Linked DNA regions of Homo sapiens: region 2 is linked to region 1. A link is an interaction called in ENCODE POLR2A ChIA-PET data of the cell type or tissue named here. Cell type or tissue: IMR-90. All regions are shown on one strand. Each heading gives the region's core, and the rest is flanking DNA. Links, peaks and the distances in the headings are about the cores only. Region 1 overlaps LOC100506444 (a long non-coding RNA gene). Region 2 has its middle 14 kb from the start of GSX2.

The links. Peaks named below come from ENCODE experiments on the same cell type or tissue, not always from the same donor. Only the 100,000 strongest peaks of a DNase experiment are listed, where the experiment ranks them.
Region 2: POLR2A ChIA-PET joins it to region 1 with 10 read pairs; 2 of 35 experiments call an interaction of 5 or more read pairs at or near these places.

The regions. Positions count from the first base shown.
Region 1 is chr4:53,710,507-53,718,845 of GRCh38, reverse strand. It overlaps LOC100506444 (a long non-coding RNA gene), which reads right to left. Exons shown (of 3, transcript NR_125918.1): 2 at 1,839-2,014. Among named protein-coding and RNA genes, the nearest start is that of LNX1-AS2, 120 kb to the right of the region's middle. RefSeq lists an enhancer at 1-117. In IMR-90, for the core only: no CTCF peak of the experiment used is centred there; DNase peaks (open chromatin) are centred at 1,715 and 4,075; H3K27ac peaks cover 1,129 bases.
Region 2 is chr4:54,082,114-54,090,452 of GRCh38, reverse strand. It overlaps a transcript of CHIC2 not described here and the pseudogene MORF4L2P1. Among named protein-coding and RNA genes, the nearest start is that of GSX2, 14 kb to the left of the region's middle. In IMR-90, for the core only: no CTCF peak of the experiment used is centred there; a DNase peak (open chromatin) is centred at 4,952; H3K27ac peaks cover 501 bases.

The DNA.
Region 1 (8,339 bases), core at 35-8,034:
AAGCTCCCTCAGTTTTCTTTTTATAAGGCAATAATCCCATTCATGAGGGCTCTAACCTCATGACTTAATCATTTCCCCAAAAGCCCCACTTCATAACAGTATCTCATTGGAGATTAGGTTTAAATGTATAAATTTTTCAGGGGCACACATATTCAAACCACAGCACATTATGTGTAAAATGTGTTGAAGATGAAAATTCTTTAGGCAGAAAGCTCATTGGAAGTGGCTGAGGAGACAAAGAATGAGAGTCTGGTTTAGAATTTAGGCAACAAGAAAGGAGATGGGCCTCTTCCAACAAACATTTTCCTCTTCTTTCTTTCTTTCTTTCTTTCTTTTTTTTTTTTTTTTTTTTTTGAGACGGTATCTCGCTCTGTCATCCAGGCTGGAGTGCAGTGGCAGGATCTCAGCTCACTGCAACCTCTGCCTTCTAGGTTCAAGCCATTCTCCTGCCTGCCTCAGCCTCCCAAGTAGCTGAGATTACAGGTGCTCGCCACCATGCCTGGCTAATTTTTGTATTTTTAGTAGAGGCAGGGTTTCACCATGTTGGCCAGCCTGGTCCTGAACTCCTGACCTCAGGTAATCCACAGTGGCCTCTCACAGTGCTGGGATTACAGGTGTGAGCCATTGCACCCAGCCTCCTCTTTTTTCTTAGTAACTGAACTGCAATGTGTTAGGCTGGAAAAGAAAACTACATTTGCCAGCCTTTCTTATAGCTAAGTTTGGTCATGTAAATAAATAATTCTGTCCAATGTGATGGCGAAAGATTGTAGGATGGGGCTTCAGGAAAAGTTTTTAAAACAGATATGCCTTTTTGTTCTTCCATCCTTCTGTTTTTATCATTCTGAGATGTGGACAAAATGGCTGAAACTTCAGCAATTATCTTAAGCCAAAAGTTGAAGATGATTTTTTAAAAAGTAAGATGGAGGGACTAGGGGTCTCTAAGGTGCACAGGGCACCATTTCAGCCCTGAGTGGCCTGCTTGCCTCAGGATTTCTACTTGAAAGAAAAAATTGGTTTTATGTGTTTACACATAAAACCTGATACATTCTGACTTTTCTGTTACATGCAGTCAAACCCAACCCTCACTGAGAAAGCAACTAATTAAATGCAGAGAGCAGGAAGATAATAGGAGCCCAGGTTTGGGTGTACAATATTGGAAAGACAGGCATAGCAAGAATCTAGACGCACATCAGCAGGGTCAAGAATGTAGGTGCCAAGGATCTATTGAGTGTTCACCACATCCCAGGTGCTGTTCTAAGGGCTTTGTATGTGTTAACTCATTGAAATCTAACAACCAGTCTATGATCTTCATACTAGTCTATAACCATTTTACAGATGGGAAAACTAAGGCACAGGGAGACTAAGTGCCTTACTCAGATCTCCAGCTAGCAAGTGGTAGAACCATGAGTCATCCAACTGCTCTGTCCCAGAGCTGGTACTTGTAACTTCCACCCTGTGCTGCCTTTATGCGCTGTCTGTCCCCACCATCTCTACCACACTTCCACTCTCTCTCTCACTTGCAGCCTCTAGCCACAGTGCTTCCTTCTGCCCTGAAAATGCAAAGGCTTTTCCTGCCTCAAGGCCTTTGTCCTAATGAATTCTCTATCAAGAAGGCTCTTCCTCCAGATTGTTATGTGGCTTGCTCCTTTTCCTAATGCTGACCTTAACTCAACTATCGCCTCCTCAAACAGACCTCTGACTCAGCAGTTGGGGGACTCTTGCAATGCATGTTTCTTGCGCAGAATTATAACCTGTGTTCACATTCTCAGACGTCTATGGTTATGTTTCCACATTTAAGCTAAACAGAAGGCTCTATTTAAAGAAACAAAAATAAAAACCTGGAACTGTCGCTGCCAGACAGTCATCCATGTCCTCAAGAAATTCTCTGACAAGTCGGGAGGCATAGGAGAAGAACCACATGTATAGTGCAGGATCAGCGCTCTTCAGGAGGTCCTGGAGTGAGACGCACAGCAAGGGCAGAAAGAGCCACTTCACTACAGGCCACTGCAAACAGCTGAGAGTGGAAGTATCAGAGACTGTTAGTTGTCCTCAGTTTATTTTATCCACTGTTTCCTTGAGAATAGGATCCCCAATTTGTTTTTGGACAAATGGTTGACAAAAACAATAACTACATTTCCCAATCTCTTTTGCAACAGATGTGTCCATGTGACCAAGTTACATGGAAACGAAATGGGAGTTCCTAAGTGGAACTTCTTGGACACCATCAAAAAGGGAAGGGCATGACTTTCTTTGGTCCTCCCTTTGTTCCACGGGTTAACATGGGGATCTGAGAGCTCAATTTCCAGCAGCCACCCCAGCCAATGACACAGAAGCTACATGGCTAAGGAAGTGGAAAAATAATCTAGAAAGAACTTGGATTCTGGATGACTGAATGATACCACCCATATGTAAAGGAAAAGAATCAGCTTTCTAGTAGTTTATGCCACTGTTATTTTCATTTTTCTGTCACTTGTAACCAAGTCTACTCCTGATCCAGAGAGTGTTATATAATAAATGAGGCTGGAAGGATAAAACCAAATCAGTGAAGTCATTATAAGGAATCTTAGGAAACTTGAACTTCATCCTGAAGTAATGAAAAGAGAGTGAACATTTTTTAGTAGTGAATGAACAGGATTGCTTACACTTTTTTTTTTTTTTTTTGAAAAATCACTGTTGGGAATGAAAGCATTCTTGGGAAGTGAACTGGAGGGGGCAAGACTGGAGGCAGAGATGCCAATTAAGAGGCTGCTATAAGTAGCACTGCAAAATGGCACACTCTGAACTGCAATCATGGATGCAGAGCTAGAGAAGGTGGATTGCAGGGAAATAGAAGGAGTGGAATCTCTAGAACTTGATTTATCCATGTGCTGGCTGAGAAAACGGGAGCATTGGAATAACTTTCAAGTTTCTGATTTGGGCAGCTGCATCACTCATGAGTGAAAGGCATTAGGAGGAGCAGTTTACTAGGCTTCCAAAAAAAGACCTCCTCTAAGAATAGGGAAACTAAGCAGTAGAAGATTTTAGAAGTAGGATATTAACCCAGTTTCCAATTGCAAGACCATCTGTCAGGTTTTTGATGTAGTCAAAAGCAAGAACCAAACAGATCTGATTCAAAGTTTAGATAAACCATGCCCTTACTTGACCTTGGGCCCAGTTATTTAACCTTCTAGACCATCAGTTTCTTCATCTCTAAAATGGATACAATCACACTAATATCATTGGGCTTTATGGAAAATAATGAAATTCCCAGCTGAGTGCAAGAACATAGTAAATGGACAATACGTGTAGCTGTTGTTATTTACTGCTTGTTAAGTGTTCAGGTCATCTATATGGGAGCATTTTCTCTTCTCCTGCTTAGTCTCTCAAAGATTCTTAGTACAGAGCACAACATGTACTACCTTCACTCTCAACTAAGTCCCATTGGAGAGTACATTCTCCATAAAAACAAAGGTAATTAAAGAGTCCAGTGTGTGCACGCTAGCCCAAGGAAAACTTACTCAAATTGACTTTCACTTTGATTCTCTGCCTGCCCTGAGATCTCCCTCAGCTTCTCCTTCTGGGTATCTACTCCGCCTAGCAGCTCCAGCAAAGAATTTTAAAAATAAAATGTTCTTGATCAATATCTTGATAAATTTCTTAAAGTCTTAATGTGGTGGACAAACAATTCCTTTTTTAATAAGCCTTTTTTTCTTTGAAAGAATCTCAATTGACATGATTGAACCAAAAGAAAATCGGCATGACATATATAATATTAAGCAGCTATAAATCTGGAAGAGATTCAAAACCCAGACAGAAGGCTTTGATTTTTTTAAAGCACATTTAATCATGTTTTAAAGCAAAATGAAAAACCACAAATCTGTTTAGACATTCCAAACATGAAGAAATAATATTTTTATCAAAATCTTGTAACCTTACTCACACCAAAAGAAATTGTTCCTAAGCAGCGCTGACAACTCTGTCTGAGATGTGAATCTGAAAACACGTTTTTAAAATTATACTTTGGAAGCTTTGAATATGCTCAATGAAATTCCAGAATTAATCCACTCCAGTTTTGCAGTAGGCACTGACTCATCTACATCTCCTTCCCTCTTCCCTTTTAGCAAAGCTACCCTACTCATTCCCCCAACACATACACACACACACACGTGCACACACACACACACACACCTTCAGTTAGAACCAATGGCTATGATACATCAAAAGAGTCACAGTTAATCCAATAGACTCTTTTTTTCTGTTCCTTGCCTCGGTTTTTTCACTTTAAATGGAGGAAAACATCTCACTTATCACCTGGAACATCTGCCAAATGAACCAAGATGCAGAGAAGCTCTGATTTAGGCATGGTAGGCTGGCTCTTCATGCTCATAAATCCAGGCTGTTTAGCAGTCCCTCGTAGAATGCCAAGAGAACTGCATGTTACTGATCCCCACAAATGCCAAAATTGCAATGGGTTGACATTTACTGTGCAGTCATCATATAACAAATGATTTACCTAGAAAGAGACACAGTCTTCCAGTGAGATGACAGTTAATCCTTCTTCCAGGCTTGGAGAGGTAGAGAGATTCCAGGAAACAAATTAGCTTTAAAAAGTCTCTGGTTTTAGCTGCATCGTACATAGTTCTTTTTTAAATATAACTTTTTAAAAGATATAATTCACATATATAAAACACATTCTTTAAAAGTGTACAATTCAGTGGTTTTTAGTGTATTCACAAATTTGTACAACCATCACTGTTATCTATTTCCAGAACATTGCAATCACTCCTAAAAGAAACACCATAACCACTAGCAGTCACTCCCCATTCCCCTCCAACTCTCCAGCCTTAGGCAATTGCTAATCTATTTTCTGTCCCTAGAGATTTGCCTACTCTTGACATTCATATATAAGGGATTATACAACATGTGGCCTTTTGTGTCTGGCTTCTTTCACTTAACAATGTTTTTAAGATTGTAGATGGGAGTTTTTGCTGATATGTTGAATTTCTCTTCTGATAACACTAACAGTTATCATATTTGGAGTGCTTCTCAATGCTGAAGTGCTTTCCATGCATAATCTCACTCCATCCTCACAACAGTAGAACGAGACATATACAATTATATCCATTTTACAGACGGGGAATTGACGTTTATAGAGAAGTCAAGTAACTCATCCAAGGCCAAACAGCTAGTAAGTGATTGAGGAAGGATTTCAATCCAGGCCTGCTTGACTCCAAAGCTTGTGATGTTAACCTCCAGGATCCACTGCCAGCATTCTTAGAGATGAGTTCTGTTTTTGTTGCCCTTTCCAGGGTCTTCTTTAAAACAGGAAAAAGTGTATTCCTAAGATGCTTGAGAGTTAAGGCAATTCCCCAGGGGCTGGACTCGTATGCAATGGGTCAGTGAAATGCAGCATGGCCATGTCTGCAAGCTGAGGAGAAGTGAGTGGCAGCTAGAAATGTAAGGCCTCAAGAATTCCAAGATCTCTAAGGAGAATGACCCCAGAGCTGTAGCACCCAGCATACCGGATGGGCAAATAGAAAGCGTGGGGTGTCTGGCTGACACTTGGAATGCCACCGACATCCCTGTCTAGGTCACTCATTGATGGGCTAATACATCAGATTATTAATATAATAATTAATAAATCATTTTTTCACAAAAACTGGTCTTGACAAACATTGGAGAAATATAAGAGCCATGTTGCTCATCACTATACCCTCACAGCAAGGTTCAATCCTAATAATCTGGGCATGGGATTCAATGTGTTTCTAAAGACTCTTTGAGGAGTGACAAAACATCCAAGCAGAGATTCATTAAAAGCTGTTGATTTTTATGTTTCTCCCAGATGAAATGACATAAATTACAGCTAAGATGCACAGTTCAGTCTTTAATCTCGACCAACCACTTCTTTTAATGCCTACCCTGAAATTTCAAGAAGCCACATGGTCAAGGAGAAATCAGCTTCACTTCTCCTGATTTTCATCCTCCCAATCCCTCGAGGCCATTATCTCCACAAATTCGACGTGATTAGAAGTGGAATGCATGGATTGTGAAGAAGCAAAACAGAGCATCTGAGTAATTCTTCCTTAAAACACTGGACCCTGGATGCATTTTGGATGCAGGTGCAGAGGAAATGGTCTTTAAATGATGACAAATTTTTAGGCACATGGTTAAAATGAAGCCAACCAACCTCAAATGCTCAGATTTTCATCCCACTGTGATTTTGAACTTGAGTTAAAGGGAGGCCTGTTCATCAGCCTGGCTCTCACCGTCTTTCCTGCTGTTTCTGGCAGCAGTAGCCTTTGTCTCAGGCTGAGCCCGGCTTTTCTGTGACCTTCACTATCACAGAAGTAAGCACAGTGCTTACTCAGTGCCGGAGTCAGACGAAAGCACACCTGAAACCCCACTCTGCTGAATTCAAGGTGTGAGGCAAATTACTTAACCTCTCTAAGCCTGTGTTTCCTCACTTGTTAAATGGGAATGTGAGTACCAACCTCTTATGGATCCTATGAGGATTCAGTAAAATTTCCATGTAAAATTTTCTTAAATTTGATTTAACAACAACTTTTTATAGGCTTCTCTTAAATGCTATAGAAACAAAAAATATTTATAGCTGAAAAAAAAAACAAAGCACTTGGCAGAGTGTTTGGCATGTAGTAAGTCCCAGTAAACATTAGCTATTGTTTTTACAAATTTCTCTCAGATCTTTGGAGGCACATTCCGGCAAGAGGTTGCACAGTCTTTATTTTAGTGTCCAGAAGACACACATGATTCAGAGAGGTTGGGAGGGAGTGAAAATGTGAGCTCTCTCTAGTGGGTGCTTTCTGGTACGAGCACTCTATCTGAAGGGAAAACCTTTCCAAAGGCTTAGAAATTGAAATGTTTTTGTGCTTAGCTCAGATCACCTCCTCTTGGGGGCAGAAAAGATGAGAAGGCCCAAATGAAGAGTCCAAACAATGGAAGGTGCAGTGGCAAGAGGCAACAACGACAAAGGCCAACACTGCTCAGGAGAGCAGGGGTCCAGAGGGTAGGAGCGGGAAGTGGGGATCCACGCCACAGGGGGATGGCAGAGCAGAGACAGCCATGGCCACAGCTAGCCACACAGCTGCTGGGAGCCAGTTAGGACCAGCAGGCTTTCTCTCAGGCAGCACATCCCTCACCAGGACCCATGAATTAATGAGTGGAGCACAGGCTGGATTTCAGTTCAGCTCCTCAAATGGGTCCTTGAGCAGGACTCAGACTTCACAGCCTTCAGCAGTGACCCTGGGCTGGGGGTGGGTGTCTGAATTTGGATATAACCCAAGAGTCCAGAACCAAGAAGTTGAGAGCAAGGAAGCTGATATCTGTGGAGGGCAGGAGAGGAATGAGGGAGGATCTTAGCAAAATGTTTCTCTATATTTTGCCACATCTGTGAACCACTATAATGGGTTAGCTTCTTCAGAAATGGAAGCTGAAATGAAGGTTGGGATATAGGATGTTCATTAGGGACTAGCACTGCAGAGGAAACAGGAAGGAAGTAGGATTGAGCAGAAGGAGAAATCAAACTGCTGTGCAGGCCTGACAAAGCCTCAGCCAATATAATGAGATGGAATGGGGGTCTGGAGCAAGAGGAAGGATTGGGACCCCATTAGAGGTTCCACCATCAGAGAAGGACATGGCCTCGGGCAGGGTGGCTCTCTGCAGTTGAGGTGGACCCTGAAGGAGCTTCCAGCCGGAGGCAGTCTGCTGACCACATTCCCCATGGCTTCAGCAAGGCCCTCCTTGAAAGGAGATCCGGGTGGCACATCTCCATGTGCCACCAAAAGCACCTCGACATCTATTCATGGTCAGTTCTCATTATTCACACTAGTTATATTCTATAACATCTCTGCAAATACTGAATTAGCAAATACTGAACCATTGCTCCCAGGTGAAATACAGGGTTAGATACCTGTGAGCCTCTGGTCATAACATTTTCATCAGTCAGTCAATACATGACCTTCTTTATATGTGTTTCCATTTAAAGACACCTTATTTAATACATATTGTTGACTCAGTGGCATTGAACTCATGACCAATATCACACTGTAACTATGCCTGAAGGAAGAGTGTCTAATACATGTAGGTTCTCCCTAAGGCACATCACAGCTTTCCTGCACTTAGGAAAGCTAGAGAGTACTGTGGCTCTACATGTGGGGGTCATTTTAACAGTGAAATTACCCAAAAAAAGGCAGAAATGCAAAAAACATGGCACTAAATCAATCACTTGATTATAGACACTTGTTTACAGTATGAGAGCTGAACAAAATAGAGCATTACCTTGCTGGGCCTCAGCTGAAAACTTGTATAGATGGCAACTCAAATGTTTTGCTGCTCCACACATG
Region 2 (8,339 bases), core at 21-8,020, 370 kb before region 1:
AGCACTTTGGCAGGCCGAGGCAGGCAGATTACTTGAGGCTAGAAGTTCGAGACCAGCCTGGCCAATATAGTGAAACCCCATCTCTACTAAAAATACAAAAATTAGCCAGCGTGGTGGTACACGCCTGTAGCCGCAGCTACTTGGGAGGCTGAGACAGGAGAATTCTTGAACCTGAGAGGTGGAGGTTGCAGTGAGCCGAGATTGCACCACTGCACTTCAGCCTGGGCCATAGAGCAAAACTTCATCTAAAAAATATATATATATAAAATAAAATAATTAAATTGTGTATAATTTATACAGATTGAGTATCCTTCATTAGAAATGCTTGGGACCAGATGTGTCTGAAGATTTTGGATTTTTTATGGTTTTGGAACATTTGCATGTATATAATGAGATATCTTGGAAGAGGACCCTAGTCTAAACACAAAATTCATTTATATTTCACATACAGCTTATTCAGTGTACATAGCCTAAAAGTTTTTTATACAATATTTTAAATGATTTTTTGCATGAAGCAATATGTTTTAAGTACTTCTGTGTGGAATTTTCCACTTGTGATGTCATGTTGGTGCTCAATAAGTTGCAAATTTTCAATATTCAGCCTGTATTACATTCTCCTCTAGCATCAGGCTAGTGTTATAGTATCAGATACTCCATCTTCATCCTTTACTATGACTTCTTTTCTTCCACCAATGTTATCAAAAGTACTGTTACCAAGGGAAATAAAAATGCAGCAAGAACCTATAGGAGCTGAATATTCTTTTAGGCAGCTTTGGAAGCATTTTTAGTCCTGTTAAAATGGAAGGGAATATTTTCACAGTGGCACAAAATGAATGCTGTAATTTAACCTTGTGAGCAAAATTTCTGATTAAATACAACATAGGAAATATGTTTCCTGATTAGCCATGTACCTCCCTGGAACAAGGTATTGTATAAACAATTGCAAGACATACTTATTTTTATTTTAGAGAAGCTGACTTATTAAAAACATTTTTTGATATTTTGATCAAATATTTTGATCACTATATATGTGTGTGTATATATATATATATATATATATGGAATGTGGTGGTGGGATCATAGCTCACTGTAGCCTTGAACTCCTAGGCTCAAGCTGATCACAATATAATTTTGTTTAAAACCAAAATTTTTAAAGATTGGATTTCATTATTGAGATGTTTTCCCAAGGAAAAAAAATCAAAAAGAAGGCTTGAAAGATTGGAGAACCGATTGCAGATCTAGGTTCTTGAATTTAACAGCAAGAAAGGAATTCTGTCCTTATGTAACTGACCTATCTCATGTTATAAGTAGGGAGACTGAGGTCTCAAGGGATGAAATGGTCTTAGTGGTCAGTCTCTCCTACAGTCACCAAATAGGACCATATCAGCTTTGTTCCTCTACCTACAGTTTTATACACTTGCAGGAAGATGCCCTGGAAACTAGGAGAAGAGAAGGTACAGGAGTTCCAGGTTCCTGCATTACCCTCAGGTCTCTGTTGCTGGCACCTCCATCTTCTGGTGGCTCTTGCCCAAATCCTTTGAATCTTCTGTGACTCCTCTCTTGCTCTTTCTCTAATCCTGTACATTTAACCCATCATGAAGTCCTGAAGGCTTTAACTTCAAATGTAACTGGAAACTGACCACTTCTTAACACTCCAACTACTATCGCACGGGTCCAAGCCATCACCACTGCATAGGGATGACTGGGTTCATTCTTCCTATACTTGCCTCTACAATCTGTTCTCAACAGAGCAGCCAGAAGGATCGTTTTGAAATAGAAGTCTGATCAGGTCAGACCAAGAACAAAAGGCCCTCCATGATGCCACCATGGCTGTCTCTGACCACTCCAACCACTGGCCTACTTGCTCCCTCTGTTTTCCTTGCTGGTCTGGCCCTCTCTAGCCTTCCCCTCTGTTGAGAACTCTTCCCCTACAAGCTCACACGTCTTACTTCCTCACCTTTAGGTCTTTCCTCCAAAGACACTTTCTTACTGTCTTTTTTCTTTTTTGCTTTGAAATTTAGAAACAAATTTTATTTAAGATCTGAAATGTAATTCCTAAAATATCAACTTTTTCAGAAAACTGTGGCTTACACAATAATGCATTGCCTCTATCACGTTACAACATGCATTAGACTCAAATGCAAAAACCATGAAACAAACGACCACCCTTCAACAATTTGCGCAAAGACAGAATGCCTAAGGAACAACATAGACGGATTTGCAGAGGATGGGCTGTTTTACTTCAAGCATCATTAAAAAAAAGAGAACAAATGCATGGGTTTTTGGGTATATATATCAAATTGAATGTTTGGCACTAGGAGTCAGGGCATTTTGTCATGTAGCATTAACACATATTAGAAAATTGTGTAGTGTCAAAGGGGTAGAACCACCAGCATTCAAGCAATGTTGTCAACTAGGCAATAAAATGTTCCACTGAATATTTCTTCTTTGTTCTAATTACTGCATACCCTGGTAGCAACTTTGAAATGAGAAAAGGAGCTTACACTCCTTTTATTTTCTGTTTAAAACAGAACAGAAAACAAACTGAAACATAAGCCCTGTTTTACATTAACAATGTTAAAGAATATCCATTTTACAAGAAAAAGACTAAGAACAAAAAGTGTTTCCAGATCTCAGGGAAATAACAGTGAATGGTCTGTAGACCAGCACAGGGCTTTGTGGTGGTACTTAGCAGAAGCTACTTTGTAATCACCGCCAGTAAAAAGAGATGCAGAATTCTTTGCCAGATATTTTAGGAAATCATGCAAATGGCCCAACAATAACGCAAGGCTCTTCTCATCAAGGGATATATAGGCCAACATTTCTCCTATTCTTACAAATAACCTCAGTAGGTGTGTGCCCCTTAAACCTGGGACACAGGAGCATCAGGGTGAGCCAAGAGGATTTCTGCATACAGGGGCCTCTCAAATTTGTAGAGCAGCTGAGTGCCTAACATCACGTCGAAATATTCTTTTATTCTTGTCACAATTTCATTAACTGCCTATGCCTTATTATCGACGTTTCCCTGCGATGTTTTACAATTTGCATACTCCTTTAGAATTGCATCTACATTTTGCTTAGCAGGGAGTTAAAACAGCTGCTTCTGCTTGGTAACTAAGTTCCAGTCCCCAGCAAGCCATGGTTTCGATTCTTCAGGCATCTTCACTTTAACTTCCATTCTGTTCTTAAATGCGTCCTCGCTTTCAACAGTGAGGTCTGCCCAGGCTCTTTCCTTCCCTGGGGTCTGAGGTGCTTTGCTGGTACTGCCCCCATATCTGTTTCCAGGAGTCCTCTGTTTGTTCTTTCTGGTCTTCCTCACGGATCCTGAAGCTAAGAAGTTCTCTGCAGAGCGACCCCACATCTTCCTGAGAGAGGTGGTTCAAGATTTTTCTGCTGTGGACCAGCTGCCTTCTTTCCTGAGGAGGCCCCTCTCATCTCTGCATGTTGCTTCTAGTTGGTTTTTTGAAGTTGTCTTCTTCTGCAGATTGTTGTCCATGAGATTGAGAACCCGGCTTTCTGGAACTCATTCAACCCTTTTTATTCCAACCAACAATCTTTCTTCTTTCCAAGAACTCCTAGGGATTTCCCAAAAGGACTCTTATAGATCTTGCAGGATGGTCTAGGAGGATACAGTGGGAGATACAATCCAAGATTCTGTAATCAGAGGTTTCTACAATCAGGATCAGATCTCCTGAGCCTTACTGTACAGCAAACTTAGCTTTTCTGAATGGTGACCTGAAATGAGAATCCAGATCTTTCTAGCTGCCGCTTTCTCACTCTTTTTAAAATATCAAAGCTGCTACTGTGCCTTCTGCACTCCCAATCCCTTTTCCATGCTCTATTTTTTTCTCCCATAGCAGTCATCACTTTCCAACTATATGCTACATAATATCTTCTGTTTATGTTTATCGTCTGAATCTCCCTGCTAGAATGGAAGCTCCTGCAGGATATTTATGTCTACTGGGTTCATTGAGAACAACCACCCTATGAGAAGAGGGCCATTATTATTTCAAAGAGAGGGTGAATTTACATCCAGGACCTCCTAAACCAAACCCCAAACTCAATGGTGCAGTAAAAGGGTGAGGTTGGGATGGAGATGAAATGGATTTGCACTGATTTCAATGCATCATCTTATTACTATCATCATCTGTCTCATAATCTTCTCCATGCCCCTCTGCTTGAGGGCAGAGCCCAAAACTTGTGTATGACCAGCATTTTGCAAGCTGGTTGCACATGAATCAAAGGCCTAGTGGAAGCTTCAAAATGAATGAGATCTAAGCTATCTTGTTTACATGCTTTCCTAAGCATATAAAGCAGAACCTGGCAGAGGAGATGCTCAATAATTTATGAAGGATTGAAAGAAGAATGTCAGTGTTCTAGGTGGATGCTTCCTCACCATTCTATTTTACCTGTATACAGGACTGCAGTTTATAAAGACTCTAACCAGTTATGTCCTTGGGTTAGCACAATTATTTAAGCTAGATAGGACTTTTTGTTTTTTTTTTAACTGTTATTTCCACAATAAGATATTGAGAGGTTAAACGACTTGCCAAAATCAGATCCTGGATTTAGACTTGCAATCAAAGTATCATTTTGTTTTTGGTGGGAGACAAGTTCCCTTTCCAGACCTCCTGGCTAAATGAGGAAAACTAATAAGTTACTGGATTTACTGTGGATGCTTCTAAATCCAGTGGCCCTGAGATTAGGGCTAAGGTTCTCCCTCCACTGTCGGCCTGTGGAATTCTTTAGCTGCTCACATCACAGCTACATGAACAGTTTTTGGGAAACACACCATAATGGCCACATCCTCTTGTTTTTATAATTTACACAGGGTTGAAAACAAGAGATATTGTCTTGTTGTTAGCTAGAGCTCATTTGGAGTCTGCCCTGAGTCTCTGGACTTGGCTCGATGCCCTTCCTCATCTGACTGCTCTGGGCAAACCAACTACTGTCTTAGTCATTGTATTACTCTGTTTGGATTCTCTGTCAGTCCATCAGATTTAGCTGATGAGCTCATTGACTGAAAATTGATTGAGCAAGACAGTGTCCCTAATTCTGTATGCATACACAGCACCATTGTCTTCCACAGATACTTCGTAATAATTGGCATCCCCCTACGAGATCATTGGTATCTCAATAATTAAAATCAATAGCTGTTGTTAAGGCAAGAATTTATCATAGTAACCTACAAAAGTGGTAAAAAGGTAATATAATTCAGAAGATAGATGTAAATATAAAATTACCAATTCTGAACAGGTTTTTAAAGATAATACTTGTTCCTTAAGGACATTCATATTTAATAAAATAAATGAGTTATTTCTTTATCATTTGAATGACATAAATTGTTACTTTTTTATGTGAGTGGGGAAAATATAGCACTTTAACATTTTGAGATAAGGAGTAGAACACTTTATTTATATCAATTCAGTGTTTAGCTTTTCACAGATTTTGTCTCTATGCTACCTGTTTGATTTTTTTTTTTTTTTTTTTTTTGAGACAGAGCAAGGCTGTGTCTCCCAGGCTGGAGTTTAGTGGTGAAACCTTGGCTCATTGCAACCTTCGCCTCCTGAGTTCAAGTGGTTCTCATGTGTCAGCCTCCCGAGTAGCTGAGATTGCAGGTATACACCACCACGCCTGACTAATTTTTTATACTTTTTTGAGTATACTCTAATTTTTTGCTTTCTGGGGTTTTACCATGTTGGCCAGGTTGGTCTCAAACTCCTGGCCTCAAGTGACCTGTCTGCCCTGGCCTCCCAACGTACTGGGATTACAGGTGTAAGCCACTGTGCTTAGCCTGTTAGAATTTAATAGGTCTCAGTTATACACTATTTCACTATTCTGGGTGCTCTAAAGCATCAGTGACAATAATTATGAATGTAGAAGGTGCATTGGTAGCCAAAGTTAACTATGTCATTGCTGTCCTTGAGAGGGGTTTTTACCTGTGTTTTCTTTTTTTTTTGTAATTTTTCTGAGATCAGACAAGTTAGTTAGATTCCAAACAATATGGGCCTAATATAATCACAATTCCATTTAAATTGGCCAAAGAATGACCCTTATCCAGACAGGACTCTTAGTGTACTTAGCTGTCAACAAAATATAAAACTTATCAGAATAATGGCTACTTTTAAATATAAGGCCTGCATCATATTGTTAGAGGAACTTCTGGAAATAGGAGACAGTTGCTATTAAAATTCAATTTAGTTTAATTCACCATTATTTACTGAGTGCCTACATATGTTAGGTACTAGGGCTACAAAGATGACTAGACCCCGGGCTGGGCACAGTGGCTCACCTAACCATAGCCATCAATGAATTCAAGTAAGTGTGTGATAGTGGCATGCAACAACTGTGGAACCATGGAGGAGAGATCTGTTCTTTCTTCCTGCTGGCATCATGGACTCTGAGACTGAGGCTTGAACTATTTCTAGGAGATGCTCAGAGTAAAAACAACAGCAGGAGAAGAGACTTCTAGGCCAAAGTTTCAAGAGTGAGCACAGGCCCAGAGGATGGATATGCATTAAGCTGCATGCAGGAGACAGAAGCAGGAAGGGCTGCTTAGTGGCAGAAAGCAAAGAGTGTGAGTGGCAGGTGAAGAAGTATGAAGGCCTCTGTAGTAAGATGAATGGTCTTTGAAGGATGCTAAGCAGAAAATTGAAATGATTATATTGTAATCATTGTAAAGGATGGGATTGGAAGAGAGAGAAACCAGAGACAGTTAGTGTCCAGTACCAAAGTCCAGACTTGAAATGATAAGTGTCACATTAATCAGTAGTGGTGGGAATGGAGAGGAGAGAATAAATTCAAGAGTAATTTGGAAGGTAGCACCAATGAGCCTTGGTTACTAATTAGATAGGACAGGGGTACAGAAAGACAAATGGGTCAGTGGGGACTTGGGTTTCTAGCTCAGGTGTCTGTATTGAATATGATTGTGTTAACAAATATAGTGGTTACAGATGAAAGATAAGCAGTTTTTTGTTGTTTCAGATGAGACTGTAGATAGAGTGAATGGAACAGAAAAAAGATAAATTGGTTGTAAACATTTTGAGTTTTAAGTGCTATAAGAATAGCCAAGAGGAAATTTTTGATGTAGAGTAGCAGTTGGAAATATGGATCTGAATTTAACAGAAATTGAGATTGGAGTTGGGCGTGGTGGCTCATGCCTGTAATCCCAGCACTTTGGGAGGCTGAGGTGGGTGGATCACCTGAGGTCAGGAGTTCGAGACCAGCCTGACCAACATAGTGAAACCCCGTCTCTACTAAAAATACAAAATTAGCTGGGTGAGGTGGCACATCCCTGTAATCCCAGCTACTTGGCTGGCTGAGGCAGGAGAATCGCTTAAACCCGGGAGGCAGAGGTTGCAGTGAGCCGAGATCACTCCAGCCTGGGCAATAGAGCAAGACTCAGTCTCAAAAAAAAAAAAAAAAAAAAAAAAAGAAAGAAAGAAAAAAGAAAGTGAGAGTAGAAATAAAAATGGCATCAGCCTATATTATTTAAAGCATATATAATATTTGAAGCAATATGATGAGATGAAATTACCCAGGGTTGGTGTCATGGTTAGGATGGTGGTCAGGAAAGTCATTGTTTTGGTGTAGTACTTAGAGTAGTTTGAATATATTATGTGATATATTTGTTGGATGCTGAGTCTCTTCTACAGTCTCACTTCCCTCCTCTAAGGACTTGTATAATCTTTTGGTGAGTCTATCTAGGGATAATCCAGTACTTACTATTTGACAGTGGAACTGGAATACACCTGGGAAACCAAATTAAGGTTGTAAGACAGGTTGGTGTAAATATGGGATTGGATTTAGAAACGACTGGTATGAATATGAGATTAGAGTTACAAATAGCCCTGACCACCAGATGACTTGAAAAGGTGGCTGAGTACTCTTTCCTCATCCCTCTCATCTAATAGAAATAGAGTGGAGTAGGGAAATCCTGATGGAGGGTTCAGACACCCTGCCTTCTTTTCTTTCCAAAAGACTTTCTTTTCCATGTAGACCGTAGATGTTTTCTGACTGAGTCAACTTTATATCCACAAGGTCTGTTGACATTTAACATGCCAAAGATCCATACAGTGGAGCAGCCAGATGTTTAGGGCCTGGTCCTGGCTTATTGCCATGAGCATTGCTCAGATTCCCAGTCTGAGTCAGAATCCTGAGTGACAGATCACAGGATGTTTGTGTTTCCTGAAGGACTTAAAGGGCTTGCAAAATGTTCTGTCTTATCCACCTCCAGAGAGAAGATTGCTCATTTTTGAGATCCATGTAGATGGAAAAAGAAAGGAAAAATGGTATATCAATGCACAAAATCATATACAGTATCACCATTCATCATCAGC